Linked DNA regions of Homo sapiens: region 2 is linked to region 1. A link is an interaction called in ENCODE POLR2A ChIA-PET data of the cell type or tissue named here. Cell type or tissue: MCF 10A. All regions are shown on one strand. Each heading gives the region's core, and the rest is flanking DNA. Links, peaks and the distances in the headings are about the cores only.

Region 1 (5,382 bases), core at 204-5,203:
AGGATTCAGCCTGTGGTAGGGCCTGGCCCAGAGAGCGAATGGCCCCATGAACACAGGCCCCAGGATTCACACGGATAGAGGAACCAGGTCCTGGATTAGGCCAGCCCAGTGGTTCCCCAGTACTGGTCTTCTATGCACCACACACACCTGGGTGTTTGTTAAACTCAGATATCCTGGCCTCACTCAGACCCACAGAATCAGAATCCCTAGGATGGAGGGAGCCGTGGTTGCCTGAGCTCCCTGCATGGGCCTGGAGAGCTAAGAAGGTGCCAACTTGTTCTGCAGGAGCTTCCAGGAGTCTGTACAACAGGTCTGAGTCCACCAGAAACCTGTGATGAAATGTCTCTTCTCTGTAGGCTCGGCGTGACAGCTCGTGCCTGTAATCCCAGCACTTTGGGAGGCTGAGGCAGGTGGATCACTTGAAGCCAGGGGTTTGAGACCAGCCTGAGCAACATGGTGAAACCCCGCCTCCACAAAAAAAAATACAAAAATTAGCCTGGTGTGGTGGCATGTGCCTGTAGTCCCAGCTACTCAGGAGGCTAACGTGGGAGGATCACTTGAGCCCAGGAGGTCGAGGATGCAGTGAGCCGAGATCACACCACTGCACTCCAGCCTGGGCAACAGAGAGGATCCTGTCTCAAAAATAATTACTAAATAAATAAATAAATAAATAAAAGTAAAATATTAAAGAAAAGAAATTTCTCCTCTCTTTAGAACAATGACTCTCAATCTTGGGTACACATTAAAATACCAATGCCCAGGTCAATTACATTAGCATATCTGAGGATAAAACCCAAACGTGAGGATTTTTTAAAAACTCCCCAGGGTATTCCAATGTGCAACCAAGGTTAAGAACACTGGCCATGAGCAGTGATCTCAGAGTGGGGTTCCCAGACCTGCAGCACAGTATCACCTGGGAACTTGTCACAAATAGACATTCTCAGGCCTAGCCCCAGCCCCAGCCCTCCTGAGTCAGGTGTTCTGAAGGGAGGGAAAGAGAGGCAATGATCTGTGCATTAACAAGCTCTGTGGATGATTCTGGTGCATGCTCAAGTTTGAGGACCCTTTTTCTAGAGCAGAGGTCAGCAAACTTTTTTTGCAAAAGGCCACACAGTAAATACTTTAGGCTTTGCACACTACATAGTTTCTGTTGCAACCACTCGACTCCACCTTTGTAGCAGGAAAGCAGTCATAGACACTTTGTAACCAATGAGCATGGCTGTGTTCCAATAAAACTTCATTTATAAAACAGGCAGTGGGCCCGTGGGCCATAGTGTGCCAACTCTCATGTGCTAGCACATCCACGTCTTCACTCATCCTGCCTTCGGGCCAACTGACTGAGGGGCATATCCTCATGAATACAAGCTCAGGGATCAGGCTCTGCAGCTCTGGCATAATCCCAGAGGCACAAAGTGCAGAGGCATAGACCCTTACTCCTGAAGGAAAGAGGTGAAACTGAAGTGTTTACACCAAGCCCCCCTCCCCTCCAGACCTCTACCAGCATGGGAGCTAAAGGATAAACCACTCTCTGGCCCTCCTCCTTCCCAGAAAGTCCTCTTAGATCATGCAGGTAGATAAAGACTCTCTCTGCCCCACCCTATGGGCCACCCTTCCCTGGTATCTACCTCTAAATCACAACAAAAGCAGCAAACATTTTCTTCAAAGCAACAAAGACACCAGGTACAATGTGCTCTGTTTAAAACACATCATGTGGGGCCAGACACTGTGGCTCACGCCTGTAATTCCAGCACTCTGGGAGGCCAAGGCAGGAGGATCACTGGAGCCTAGAAGCCCAAGACCAGCCTGGGCAAAAAAGAAAGACCCTGCTGCTACAAAAAAATTAAAAAAAAAAAATTAGTTGGGCATGGTGGCACACACCTATAGTCCCAGCTACTTGGAAGGCTGAGGTGGGAGGTTCACTTGAGCCGGGGAGGTCAAAACTGCATTGAACCATGATTGTGCCACTGCATTCTAGCCCAGGCAACAGAGCAAGACCCCGTCTCAAAAAACAAATAAAACACATGTGTGACAGGGAACAATTAATATGTTTACCAACCACATAAAGCTTCACTCAACTTAGGCAGGTCTAGGAGACAGTGGTAGGGACACACACACACACACACACACACACGAGCTGACTTTGCACACAAGCACACCACTATCAGGGGCCTTGCCACATGTGGGATGGGGACCTGCCCCACAAGAAGCCTGTGGGTCCTGCCCCTGGGAAGCATTTCTGGACATGAGGTGGGGGAAAGGGGACACTCAGGCAGCGCAGCCTGGACCCCCAGGAGCCAGGGGTGTTTGGGGGTGACAGCACCAGCATCGGGGTAGTAATCCCAACCATGGGGCCTGGGCAGGGGAGACGGCGCAATTACTACCTCTTGTCAAAGGCCGTGCCATGCGTAGCAAAGGCCAGGCGCTTGCGGAGCTCGTTTCTCTCCCGGGTCATCAGCCGCAGCTGAATGGAGAGGTTCTCCACCTTCTCATTCACTTGCTGGTCAGTGAGGAGGGGTGGTGGGGACGGCGCCTTCCCGGTAGTGCCTGTGGAAGGGGAATAATAAAGTGAACTTGTGTTCATCTGGCATTCACGAGGCGCCCGGTGCTGTCCTGAGCTGTTGGCTTGTGTTAGCTATTCGTGACCCAACAAGTGGGTCCTCTTAGCATTCCCCTTTCACAGATGAGAACACTGAGCCACAGACGGTAGCAGGTAGAACTGAAAGTGAGTGCAGGGCATCTGGCTCCAGCATCCAAGCACTCAACAACCCCCAGTAACCACCCCAGCAAGGACCCTGAAGACGCGCACTCTCTCCCCAACCTGGCTTTCACACCTCCAGGATGCGACTGTTTTGGCCGTGATCCTTGCATCCTCCCCTGGTTTGGAAATATCAGCTGTTACCCACCACTAAGCCTGGCACATGGAGCAGGACAGACCAACCTGTGCCCTGAGGAGAGTGGAAGGCATGGCTCGAGGAGAAAGGCACACCTGAAATCCAATGACGCTACTAAGGACCAGGGCAGCTGGGGCCCAAGGGCCGTGTCCCCGCCCTCCTCGACCAGGGCTGGACAGTGCACGGCTCCCTTTTTGCAAGCCGTCCACCCGCCTGAAAGACCTGCCCAACCAGCCCAGGCGTGCAGGCTAAGAGGAGGGCTGCTGGCTCCCAGCTGAGGTCAGTGTGACGCAATTCAAGTTGGTCCTGATGCCTCCAGGCTACTTAACCCTCACCAGCCCTCATCAACCACCCTAGGACTGAGTGTCCTACAGGGAGCCCCACACCTTATGCTCCTAGCAGGCAACAGCCACCGCTGCCACCACCACCTCTGATAAGATCCAAATCCATCTCTAGGAAGAAAGCACCTCATCCCAGGAGAAGAGACTAATCCATGGTGCTTTTATATTGAACCCTGTCAATATGTCTACCTGATATCTCAATCAACCCTTAGAGACCCTTGTTGGGGTCAGAGGAGCTCACAGCAACCATCCAATTTGTGGATGGGATCTGGCAGGCTGACTCGTGTCAGGGGACACAGTGTCTGTTCCGCACTGGACCCACAACGCACAAAGGGCATAGGACATGATAGGTCTTCTGATTCTCTGTGCTGTCCTGACCACCCCTGTCCCACTGATCCTTGTTGGTCAAATGTTCATGCAAACCAAGAGTCCCCCAACCCAAGACAAAAGCAGTGGCTTGGGGCCTTCCAGAAGGGCCAGGGAGGATAGGGAGCTCAGGGCCAGGCATGACAAGCCAGACCACAGTGGGAGGAGGATCCTCAACTCCCAGTGCTGTGCTTTTCAGTCTTTTCAGGTTGTGGAACCCCAACCACTTGACTCCAGCACCCCCTGAAATGCACGACAGTCATGTGCCACATAACAACGTTTCAGTCAATGATGGTGGACCACATGTAGGATGTGGTCCCATAAGATTATAATAGAGTTAGAAACAAAAGAAATATGTATTAAAAAAAAAAGATTAAATCACATCTCTACAAAAAATACAAAAATTAGCCAAGAGTGGTGGCTCATGCCTGTAATCCAAGCACTCTGGGAGGCCAAGGCAGACGGATCCCTTGAGCTCAGGAGTTTGAGACCAGCCTGGGCAACATGGCGAAACCCCGTCTCTAGCAAAAAATACCAAAAAATTAGCTGGGTGTGGTGGCACGTGCCTAGAGTCACAGCTACTTGGGAGGCTGAGGTGGGAGGATCGCCTGAGCCCAGGACGTCAAGGCTGCAGTGAGCCGAGATCACACCACTGTATTCCAGCCTGGGTGACAAAGCAAGAACTTCTCTCTAAAAAAAATAAATTAAAAGATTACCATGGAGATGAAAAATTCCTGTCACCTAATGACGTCTTGTTGATCCTGACCCTCTGTAGCCCTAGGCTAATATATGAATATATTTGTGTCTTAGTTTTTAACAAAAAAAGTACAAAAAAATTAAACATTTTTAAAATAGAAAAAGCCTATAGAATAAGGATATAAAGAAAGAAAATATTCAGCTGTACAATGTGTTTGTGTGTATTCTTTTTGTGTGTGTGTGTTTTTTTGAGACAGGGTCTTGTTGTCACCCAGGCTGGAGTACAGTGGCGCAGTCTCAGCTCACTATAACCTCTGCCTCCTGGGCTCAAGCGATCCTCTCACCTCGGCCTCCTAAGTAGCTGGGACTACAGGCATGTGCCACCACACCCAGCTAATTTTTTTGTATTTTTTGTTAGAGACGGGGTATCGCTATGTTGCCCAGGCTGGTCTCAAACTTCTGAGCTCAAGGGATCTGCCTGCCTTGGCCTCCCAAAGTGGTCGGATTACAGGCGTGAGCCACCACACCCGGCCCAATGTGTTTGTGTTTTAAGCTAAGTGTTATTACAAAACAGTCAAAAAGTTAAAAAAATATAAAGTTTATAAAGTAAAAAAGTTACAGTAAGCAACAGTTTACTATTGAAGAAGGAAAAATATTTTCTGTAAGTCGAATATAGCCTAAGTGTACAGTGTTTACAAAGCCTACAGCGGTGTACAGTCATGTTTTAGGCCCTCACATTCTCTCTCCACTCACTCACTGACTTACCCAGAGTAACTTCAGGTCCTGCAAGCTCCATTCATGTAAGTGCCCTGTACAGGTGGACCATTTTTTATCTTTTATTCTGTACTGTTGCTGCAGCTTTTCTTTTCTATGTATAGACACACAAATACTTACCATTGTGTTACAACTGGCTACCGTAGCCAGTACAGTACCATGCTGTACAGGTTTGCAGCTCAGGAGCAACAGGCCATATCGTGTAGCCTAGGTATGGGGTAGATACCATCTAAGTTTGTGTAAGCACACTCATGTTTACACAACAACTAAATTACCAAATGACAACGCATTTCTCAGAATGTGTCCCTGTCATT
Region 2 (5,382 bases), core at 70-5,069, 1.6 Mb after region 1:
GTGGCCCACTGGATGAAATCCAAACACCTACTGGGCAAAACATTCATGGCCTTTCAGCATCTGACTCCTGATCACCCTTCTACCCTAATGGCAAGTACAACCTACCCCCATAACCCTTACACCATGTGTACCCCACCTTCGGCAAAATGAAATAACTGGCCTTTCCCATGCGTGCAAGGCCTTCCTTGCCTCCATGCCTTTGCACTTGCTGTTCCCCTACTGGGAAGAGCCCCTTCTTTTAGTCTTCCTGGCAGTCTCCTCTCACACTTAGAGACCCAGCTGAAAAACTGACTTTCTGAAAGAAGCCTTTTGTGATCACAACCTCCTCCCCCATCACACACACCCATTAGATATTCTCTCTTTTATCTTTGACTATGGGGCGTTCACACGATATGATGACATTTGTAAAATGGTCAGTCCTCCCTTCTCCTCCATTCCCACCAGCACTCACCCCCGGACTATGAGCTTTTTAAGGAGTGATAAGCTCCTTGGCCTAACCCAGTGCTGGATCAGAGCAGGCCCTCTGTTTACTTAAGGAATGAATGAATAAACTCAGAAAGCCTTTGTGGATTGTAGACTCAGAAACAGGAGACTGTCGAATCTGGGCTGGAACATCCCGGAGACTGTGAGGATTACAGACACGCAGGGAGCTCGGGCAGGGAGGGTCGGTGTTCCCTGAGCAGGCAAGTCCTCTTCCCTTCTCACTCAGCTTCCCTTGCAGTGGGGTGGGGGCTGTGCATTCTCAGCAAGAAGGTGAGTAGGAACAGCGTGACTCTTGGGAGTTGGCAAGAGTGGGTGTGGGTTCTCCACGCTTTCTCTCTCCCATCCATGAGGTGAAAGACTCTAAGACAGAAGAGTCCGGATCTCTAAATCAGTGTTGTAGGTGAGCTGACCAGGGTGGTCTCCCAGACTGTGATGTGTACAGCCCCTGAGATGGGGAGGCTTATCTGTTACTGCAGCAGGGCCTGCTCTATCTCAGCTAATAAAGGAGTTCAAAGATGACCTGATCCCAAAACCTAATTTTAGTGATGTGAAAACTGAGGCCTGAAAGGGGAAAGCACATGACTTCTGGTTCTGTGATTTTCAGTTGTCCCCCTGAAAACCAGACAGTGGCACCAGCCAAGTCTGATTCTCAATGCCAGCCTTCTTCTTCCCCCCAGCCCAGGGGCACAGAAGGGAGTTAACCATAATCCTTCTTCATAATATTATGTTTTATTTAATTGTTTGCTTATAGTCCCTGTACAAACCAGCCACCATAAAAATGAGAACCCTGACAATAACTTATATCTACATATGAGATCTATCCCTAGCCCATCTCCTAGGTTCCTCCAACCTGACATAATCACCATCTGGAATCACTCCCTTGCTTTCATATTTATTTAATTGTATCTAATCTGTATGCATTCTAAAAATAGATATTTTTAATTTGTTCTTTAACTTTCTTAAAAGAGTATCATGCTGTATAGAATCTTTATGACTTACTTATTTCACTTAATTTTGTACTGCTATTTTTTTTTTTTTAATTAGAGACAGGATCTTGCCCAGGCTGGAGTGCAGTGGCTATTCACAAGTGCAATCGTAGTGCACTACAGTCTTGGACTCCTGGCCTCAAGCAATCCCACCTGTTTCCTGAGTAGCTGGACTATAGGTATGTACCTCCATACCTGGCCATACTACTAAATTTTAGTCACATTGAGGTATGCCGCTGTAATTCATTCATTGGTTCATTTAGATTTAGATTCCTGTATTCCATCCGTTGTGTGACTCAACCACAGTTTATTCAACTATTCTCCTGTTGATGGTTCTTGCAACTGTGAACACTGCTGCTATGACTCTTCCTGACCTACATTTGCAACAATATCTGTTCAGTGTATGTGCTACATTGTAGAATATATGCATGTTCACCTTTCCAAGATACTACTAATGTTCTCTAGTAATGCATAAGAAATCCTATAGGTTCACACTCTCTGCAACACTTGATCTCCCACTTTTTTATTTTATGAAATGTGTGTGCAGTTGGTTCTTTTGCCATTTTAACAGGTTCCCTGACCTCCCTGGACCTCAGTTTCCAAATCTGCTGATGGAGGATGATGTTTTCAGTGCCTACACAGCTCCCAAAGTGAAGATGATATGGAAACTGGGTGGTGTCGAGGACGGTCACACAGAGCCAAGGAGCAGAAATGCTTGCCCTGCTTCTGCCATGGTCTTCACAGTGAGAGACAGGCAGCTATGCCCCTGAATTCTCCAGGACCTGCCAAGTTGGGCCATTTCAGAGAGGAGAAACTGAGACTCGGAGCTATGTAATCAGCATACTGGAGCATAGAAAGCAGAGACAGGCAGAAGGCAAGAACTCAGAGATGGGAAAGGAATCCTGACCCACCCAGATTGGCAAAGCCATTGCAGACCCATGGTTCTGGGGTTTTCCTGTTGGCTCGCAAAGTGATATCAAGTCAGAGGTATTGTTTTCCCTTGTCTCTGCCATTGATAAGACAGAGAAAAACAGCTCCCATGATAACATTGATGCTGCCAGCCCTTCCTGCTACTGGCTTTCCTGGTTGGAGTCCTCTCCTATGCTCCTTCCTCTCTCTCCTTCCGGACTGAGATTCAAGCCGAGATGCCTTGTGGGGCAAAGGAGCCGGCGGTGAGGTTCCCTCCTTCAGTTGCTTCAGCAGGCACATAGCTCCTTCTGATCTTGGACAAAGCCCAAAAGGCTCTGAGGCAGTGGTGTGCTGGGGCAGGCTCATACTGACTCATTAGAGCCAATTGCTAAATTTCGGGGAATCTTGTAAGCCAATTGTTAAACACAGTCATTATTAAAAATTAGATGATATGAGATTGCAACTAAATAATTTATACTTTTTTAAAAGTAATAAACACTCCTAACTCATCATGTCCTATTTACTTTATTGCATTTTACTGTTAACTATCCTCTGGAGGTAATTTACATATTGTATTTACATGGTGGAAATACCATATACTTGTGTACTATTGTTCATCTTTTCTCAATTTGCACTTGAAACTGGTAGTTTTTATGCCATAGAAATCAGCGAACACTGCAAATCAAGGATGTTTTATTTTTTAGAGAGCTGGTGGTTAAAGATTTACCAAGACACCACTGCTGCAGGTACTTTCCCTGAGATACCACTCTGAGGACCCTGTGGTCCCAAGGCCACACAGTGATCCGCAGATAGGGAGTACCAGGATGACTGCCCACATCTTCAGTGGCCTCCACCACAATGCGCACTTGTCCTCTGAGGCACTTTGCTGCCATAAGTCTGTGTCACAGACAGGCTAGATATGCCGAACACTGTTTCCATTTCTTTCTCTATTTTAAAATATATTATTTTACAATGGCTGTATATGATCACTGTCAAACATTTAAGCTATCTAATCCCATCAGTGAGTGAGAACCTGTGTTAATTTTGTAATATACATAATTCTTGTCTTTTATCTATGCATAGACATGTTTTTAACTTTTACTGTAAAAATGGATCAGAAGCTGCTTTTTCTGATTTGAATCCTACTTTTGTGTTTCAACTCTGCAATATAATGTGAACATCTTTCCAAGTCAAAATTCATAAAAAAAGATTCATTCTACTCCAAGAGATTGAGTACCTCTTTCCCTGACAGACCGATAACATTTCGTCATCAGGCAGACTTGGTTCACATCTCAGCTCATGTATTTGCTATGCAACTGAAGACAAGGAAAGTAACCTTTCTGTGCTTCTTCTGTAAAACATAGACAACGATAGCACCTATTTCATAGCATTATCCTGAGAATTAAATGAATATGTGTAATGCTTTTAACACTGCCTGGTACAGAGTAAGCCCTGAGTAGATGTTAACTAAGTTTTCTATTTTCCTTAACATTTCACTATGGGTTTTTTCTCTACCTGCTATGTACTTATCTCCAGCTGACTCTAAGACTAGAGCAGGAAAAATTAAAATGGGTGAGATTGCATTGAAATGGACACAGCCCAAACAGAACTCTCAATTACCTGCAAATCAGCTCCTTTCCCCAGGCAAATCCATGTCAGTAATCAACACCGCTGTTCCCCCAGCGACCCAAACCAAAAACAAAGTCATCACTAATTCCTCCTTCTTGTTCATCTAATTCATTAATAAGTCCTGCACATTCTGCTTCTAAAACACAGAGTGCCCACCGGCCTTTGCCCCCACCACCAACATCCTGCTCCAATCTGCTATCTGCTTGTGCCTGAGTTTGTGCAATATCCTCCTCATTGAGCTTCCTGCCTCTTCTCTTGCCTACCCCCACGACCCCCACAATGTATTTTATACCCAACAGCGAGAATAGTATCTTTAAAGCAGTGCAGTCTGTAGGTTTGACTGATTAGTGGGTTGTGAAATCAACTTAATGGGTCATGATCAGATTTTTATTTGAATTAAATGGAAGAATTGAGTCTATCAGAATACATCACACAAGTATTGTTTGTGATACTTTTGTGTCATTTAAAAAAAGACATTCACTTGTATACATATTTAGTATGCCTGATCATGACATACGATGTATTTCTTAAGCCAGAGGCCCCAGCCCCTAGGCCACAGACCAGTACCGATCCATAGCTTGTTAGCAACTGGGCTGCACAGCAAGAAGTGAATGGCAGGAGAGCAAGCAAAGCTTCATCTGTATTTACAGCGGCTCCCCATCACTCTCATTACTGCTGAGCTCTGCCTCCTGTCATATCAGTGGCAGCATTAGATTCTCATAGTAGCACAAACTGTCTTGTGAACTGCACATGCAAGGGATCTAGGTTGCAGTATTCTTACGAGAATCTAATGCCTGATGATCTGTCACTGTCTCCTATCACCCCCATGTTAGGAATATATGAATTAAAAAATAAGAGATTGATCAGATTATTTGAAGAAAAACCTCATCATATCCCACACCCAGATGGGACCGTCTAATAGCAAAAAAAAAAAAACAACAACAAAAAACAAGCTCAGGACTCCCGCTGATTCTACATTATGGTGAGTTCTATAATTATTTCATTATATTTTACAATGTAATAGTAACAGAAATAAAGTATACAATAAATGTAATAATGTGCTTGAATCATCCCAAAACCATCCCAAAACCCATCACCCGTGCTGTCCCTGGAAAAACTGTCTTCCATGAAATCGGTCCTTGGTGCCAAAAAGGTTGGGGGCTGCTTTTGTTTTGTTATTTTATTTTATTTTGTTGTATTTTATTTTTGCTGTTTTTTTTTTTTATTTTTTTTTTCCTAGATGGAGTCTTGTTCTGTAGCCCAGGCTGAAGTGCAGTGGTGTGATCTCAGCTCACTGCAACCTCCATCTCCCGAGTTCAAGCGATTCTCCTGCCTCAGCCTCCTGAGTAGCTGGGACTACAGGTGCATGCCACCA

What was found. ChIA-PET counts read pairs that join two places held together with the same protein. Peaks named below come from ENCODE experiments on the same cell type or tissue, not always from the same donor. Only the 100,000 strongest peaks of a DNase experiment are listed, where the experiment ranks them.
Region 2: POLR2A ChIA-PET joins it to region 1 with 6 read pairs; 1 of 35 experiments calls an interaction of 5 or more read pairs at or near these places.

What each region holds. Positions count from the first base shown.
Region 1 is chr10:77,854,349-77,859,730 of GRCh38, forward strand. DLG5 (discs large MAGUK scaffold protein 5) reads right to left here. Exons shown (of 32, transcript NM_004747.4): 3 at 2,382-2,544; 4 at 1-22. Among named protein-coding and RNA genes, the nearest start is that of DLG5, 70 kb to the right of the region's middle. RefSeq lists enhancers at 1-466, 1,983-2,506, 2,507-3,030. In MCF 10A, for the core only: no CTCF peak of the experiment used is centred there; DNase peaks (open chromatin) are centred at 1,263 and 3,173.
Region 2 is chr10:79,451,833-79,457,214 of GRCh38, forward strand. It overlaps LOC105378383 (a long non-coding RNA gene), which reads left to right. Exons shown (of 4, transcript XR_946104.4): 3 at 1,528-1,648; 4 at 2,041-2,887. Among named protein-coding and RNA genes, the nearest start is that of ZCCHC24, 8.9 kb to the left of the region's middle. In MCF 10A, for the core only: no CTCF peak of the experiment used is centred there; a DNase peak (open chromatin) is centred at 2,699.